Linked DNA regions of Homo sapiens: region 2 is linked to region 1. A link is a contact called in ENCODE Hi-C or POLR2A ChIA-PET data. All regions are on one chromosome and are shown on one strand. Each heading gives the region's core, a stretch centred on a gene start or an enhancer-like site at or near the end of the contact. The rest is flanking DNA. Distances are from core to core; before and after follow the strand shown. Region 1 holds the start of LINC01865 (long intergenic non-protein coding RNA 1865). Region 2 has its middle 43 kb from the start of TMEM18-DT.

The links. Hi-C counts contacts between places; a loop is a spot of excess contacts on that map. ChIA-PET counts read pairs that join two places held with the same protein, here RNA polymerase II (POLR2A).
Region 2: a map with no recorded cell type shows a loop between it and region 1 (2.1-fold over the local background). The contact joins the enhancer-like site here to the promoter of LINC01865 in region 1. A Hi-C loop is called at or near these places in 1 of 37 single-sample maps with no recorded cell type. POLR2A ChIA-PET finds 5 or more read pairs at or near these places in 1 of 52 experiments (Panc1).

Annotation. Positions count from the first base shown.
Region 1 is chr2:314,938-317,637 of GRCh38, reverse strand. It overlaps LINC01865 (long intergenic non-protein coding RNA 1865), which reads right to left and starts at 1,354. Exons shown (of 4, transcript NR_146953.1): 1 at 893-1,354. RefSeq lists an enhancer at 2,394-2,700.
Region 2 is chr2:633,223-635,922 of GRCh38, reverse strand. No RefSeq gene overlaps it. Among named protein-coding and RNA genes, the nearest start is that of TMEM18-DT, 43 kb to the left of the region's middle. Within about 2 kb of position 1,307, at least 3 of the 41 ENCODE cell types and tissues checked have a DNase peak (open chromatin) inside an H3K27ac peak, as active enhancers do.

The DNA of each region.
Region 1 (2,700 bases), core at 105-2,604:
AGCCGCTGGGTCAAGACCCGGCTCCACCGCGCTCAGGAAACGAGTCTGCATCTCTCTCGCCGCTCAAGCGCCGCCTCCTACAACACTCCTCCCTGACTCAGCTCGACAAAACTCGTCCATTTTCCACTATTCAGGGAGTTAAATTAAATTTCTTATCACTTGTTTCAGCCACACTGGCCCATGCCGGGCAGCTCAGGACCATCCAGGCCTCCCTCAGGCCACCTACATTCAAGTTTCCGAGGATGCTCTCAGACCAAGGTGGGCGGTGACCCTCATGCACCCCCTATTTCCGCCCCATAACCATCTATTCAGCAATGAGACAAAAATCCCATCTGAACTCTATTCCATAATATGCAAAGCATATGCCCTAAGTTACAAGCGCTATTCAGTTTTCATACAGGAAACACTGTCTGGGTCCCCATAACAAATAGACACACTCTGGGCCTACCCTGTCTTTTGGTGAGTGCTTGCTGGTTGTCCTAATAAGAGAATCTTCCTCTCGGAATATTAACTGCTATTTTTATTAATGAGGCTCTTCTGAACAGTCTTTCTGCAATAACCATTGTAACACTGTTTAAATAGCTTTTTGTGTTAAGACAGGGCCTTCAATATCACCTAAGTAAACCATTTTGATTTAAAGATAATTAAAAACCTTTCTGATGGAAAATTTTCCCCAATGTCCTGTTTAAAATTTCCACTCTTGGTCAAATGAAGTAAATGAATTGATTTAACCATTAAAAGTATTTATTGAGTATCTGCCATGTTTCAAACATTCAGCTAAACAGAGCAGTCTATCAGAAACACAGTAGGTGCATTCCAGTCTCACCACACAGCTTTGCTGACCCCACAGCCCCCCAGGTGCTTGCTGGCATCCTAGCCTGTGGGCACTGACCTGCTGCCATGGCCAAAAGCCGCGTATCCTCAAGAGAACACGAGAGAGCATTGCGAGGGATGCATTCTTGGGAGAAGGTGAAGAACACCGCGAGGGACGTGCTAGAAGCTGCTGGCCTGTTTTCAACCCACAGCCCCAAGAGCCACTGGCTCGAGACTCCTGGGCTGAGGGGCCACGGGGCCACCCCTCTGCCTTCCCGCACCCTGCGCACTGCACGGCTGTCCACTTTGCAGCCTTGGTTGCACTTTCTCCAGCTACTTGCTGTGGAAACTATAATAAAGTTTAGTCTTGAAGGCACTGGGTAACCTCTGTTTTATGGTTTTTAAAAAATCATTCCTCTTCTTTCTCCTCTCCTCAATTCAAAGACACCTGTTTCATGAAGACCAAGTGAGAAAATTAGTTAAGTGTTAAATAAATGCATGTAGAAACTGTATTAGTCTGTTTTCATGCTGCTGATAAAGACATACCCAAGACTGGACAATTTACAAAAGAAAGAGGTTTAATTGGACTCACAGTTCCACGTGGCTGGGGAGGCCTCCAAACATGGCAGAAGGCCAGGAGGAGCAAATCACGTCATACGTGGATGGCAGCAGGCAAAGAGAGAGCTGTGCATGGAAACTCCCGTTTTTAAAGCCATCAGATCTCGTGAGACCCATTCACTACCATGAGAACAGCATGGGAGAGACCCACCCCTGTGATTCAATCATCTCCCACCAGGTCCTTCCACACACGTGAGGATTATGGGAGCTACAAGATGAGATTTGAGTGGGGACACAGAGCCAAACCATATCCAAGAACAAATACACTAAAAGCCAAAACCAAAGCAACCTCTAAGCCTGACAAGTCAGCTGTCCAGGGGCCACTGCCCCCCCACACCCAGAGAAGCTTCCTGGTGGCAGTGAGATGCCTCCAGGACAGGGGACCAGAAGACAGGAGGGTCTGGCCACGGTGGTGAGGGACCCCCAGCAGGTGTCTGGGCTGCAGACAGACGCCTCAATGTTTTCAACTTGGGGAACAGAGCCACACCGTCAAGAGAGACAGCCTTTCACTCACTGCAGCCAAGCCTCTCCGTACCTTCCCAGTCAGCAGCAGTTGTTTCAAGAGATTTCGAAGAAGAAACAGGTTCGACCTCGATGCCAGCTCTACACAGCAGTGACAGAATAGCCCCAAGGTTTAGTCACCTAAAGCCAGTGAGAGAGGAAGTACAGGCGAGCCCCCAAAGCTCCTGTCCAAATGGACAGAAACCTATTTGTCTTGGTTGCCTCCTGATCCCGGCCTCAAACGGTGCTTTGTAATCTCTGTGTTTTCTTTGGATTCACTGAAGTGGGGGATTGTTACGCATTTGTGAGCTGCACTAAATGCTACCTCTTTCAGTAACAACTCTCCCAGGATTAAAGACGATAAAAAAGCCACTGGCTGGCAAGCCCCCAAGCTGAACACAGACCTAGATGTGTATCACCCTCCCCACAAGTTATTTTTTCCACCGAATTAAATTCCAGATGTTTACAAGCACAGATACCTGTGTTTCTCTGGTCAGAAACGTGATGTGGCCCATTGTGTGGAAGCCCAGAGAGGCGCTCGGAGGCCCCCATATCGTGACGCTAAACGCGGAAATCCAGTGAAATCATCTTTGCGAAAAACTGGCTCACTTTGCTTTTTAAGATGCGGTCGTGAACGGGAGCTAGGGCACCTCCGTTCCCCGCGAACCGAATCCATCTCAGGTCCTTCTAGTCGGCATGGCTGCGTGCCCAAACACACCCAGGGTTAAACTGGGGTTCCGCCGCCTGTCCCGTAATCCCACACGGGGG
Region 2 (2,700 bases), core at 58-2,557, 320 kb before region 1:
AATTGCTAAATACACTTATATGTATTGCATAATATGCTCGATATTATACAAATATGTTTACTGAAGAGATAGCAAATGTCATATGCCAAGGCCAAATCAATTGGGGACATGAGGTATTATTGTCCATGTTAACTTTTTAAGCAAAATATATTCACCTTCAGCTAAAATTTTCATTTAAAAAAGTTAAAGATACCGTCAATAAGAGGATTATAAAGCTCTTTTGACTCATGAGTAATGAAAAGCAACCTCAACATATAAAAGGAATTTTAGCCATTGTGAAATAATATAATATATATTTAAAGCTGTGATTTTTTTAAATCAGCTTTCCTGCAATAGCATATTTAATGTGTCAATGATAGATATTTAAGGTAGCAGAATTAAAATATTAGTAATATGGACGTAATCATGCTTAAAATCTTAATGTTTTAAGACATTTTTCATCAAAATAGGTAACCTCAGTACTTTGCAATTATAAACAATGAGGTGTATAGTATGTACTTTGTTATTATTGTAATAAATGTTAGCTAAAGGATAAACCTTACTTATCTTCCCACCTAATATATTACTCATGAATTGAACTTTCAAGCAAGGGTGGCAGAAAATAAAACAGAAGAGGCGAATGTTAGCTTCCTGCAATCCCATGTGTGTGGGAAATGTGCGTCTAGCGGCAGGCTGTGATTACTGCTTAATGAAGGCTGATATAAACCTCACCCCATGCCTGCCGGAAACAGATTCATTCACACGATGCTCCAGCCTGGGACCAAGGCACGCAGTGCACAAGCAGCAAGGTTGGGAAATGCTCCTGGAAGCAAAAGTCTAAAAACCTGGGCACGAAATGGATGGGATATTCAGGTTTGTCACACGCAACTGGATGGAATTAAAATAAGTGACGTGAATTGACATACTGAAAAATTCAGCGTGATGTGTAATGAGGAAGATGATGTCAGTAGGAAAACACAGAGACCTGAGCCAGTTGTAGGGATGAACGAGAAATAGGCCCCAGCATAAGTCACCCGAATCCCTGTGCTCCCAGCTGTGGACTTCTGCCCTTCCCCTCCCTTCTCCTGTCTCTTTCTCAGTCTCGGCCTTGGTCTGTCGCCTGTAACAAGAACTTTCAGTCAACTTCCAATCAAAGGCACCTAAATCACAGTCACTGAAGCAAGGACAAAGTGCCTGAGTCATACATTAAAGGAGTGGCAGGAATCTTGGCTAAGGGAGTCACTTCGAATTAATACAGAAATGCACATAAATATAAACACATAGCTGGGCGCAGTGGCTCACACCTGTAATCCTAGTACTTTGGGAGGCCGAGGTGGGAAGATCAGTTGAGGTCAGGCGTTCAAGACCAGCCTGGCCAACTTGATGAAACCCTGTTTCTACTAAAAATACACACGAAAAATTAGCTGGGCATGGTGGCACACGCCTGTAATCCCAGCTACTCAGGAGCCTGAGGCAGGAGAATTGCTTGAACCCAGGAAGCAGAGGTTTTAGTGAGCCGAGATCGCGCCACTGCACTCCAGTCTTGGCGACAGAGTGAGACTCTGTCCCAAAATAAATAAATACAGATAGATATGCATGCAGATGGTCAGAGTGCCTGCTGCTATCCCTGGGGGCCGGGCTCAAGTCTCCCTGTGGTATCTGCCGAGTCTCCCAGGCGCATGCCTGTGTCTGCTGCTTCCCCGCTCGGCTGCCGACCCTCAGGTGCTTTTCTGCACCATGTGCTGTGAGAAGCTGGGGCACTGGGGGTCAGGACCAGACCCATCCATGTTCCTAGGCCTCCCTGGAGCACCCAGCACCCTACATTGATGATAAGGAATACCTGCATCTGCATATTTCTATAACTTCATGATGTTCTTCTGTATCTGGCGATGTCATTAGCAGCTATCCCTTCAAAGGTGAACTCACTCAATTCAGTAATTACAGAGGAAGAAAACTGAGACGAGACCGTGATGGGACTGGTGGGTGAAGAGACGACTGACAGCACTGTCTGTGGGCACCAGGCCCTTAGACCCCTCAGACACTGCTTGGCTTCATTCATTTATCCCATCAGCAAATGCTGACTGACATTTTATTTTTCTTACCTCTGTTTCTCTTACCACATAAGAGGTGGTAAAACAAACAGAGGTAAGAAAAATAAAAATGTTTTCCTCCCTTGGGAGCAGACCTTCTCTAAGAAGGAATTAAATGATAAAGACACACAAACACAATGAAGCAGGGTAGCTGCGGATTGTGACAGCTCTCTAAGAAATAAGCCGGGGCCATGATGGAAGGGGGTGGGGATCCTTGAGATGAGATCAAGGACAAAAAGGAAGTCGTGGGACAACTAAGTGGAAAACAGTCCAGGCCAAAGGAAGCCAAGGGAGAGCAACATCCCCACCACAGCGGGGGGTTTCAGGGACACTGGAGAGGGGGCATCATATGATCATGTAGGTTTCTTAGGAAACGGAAGGACATTGGATTATATAGCTCAAGAGAATTGGAGAAAACTTGGAGGGTTTCAGTAGGGACAGGACATGATTATATTTAATTCAAAAATGCCACCCTGGTTTGTATCAGGCACAGATTGCAGAGACCTAGTGCAGGACCAGAGGTGACAGATGGGGTGAGGTGCACCCGGTTATGTAGATGGTGATGTATGGTATTAAAATGTGTGTAGTAGAAAAGAAGAAAGGCCGATAATTAATTACCGTCATCTCAAGA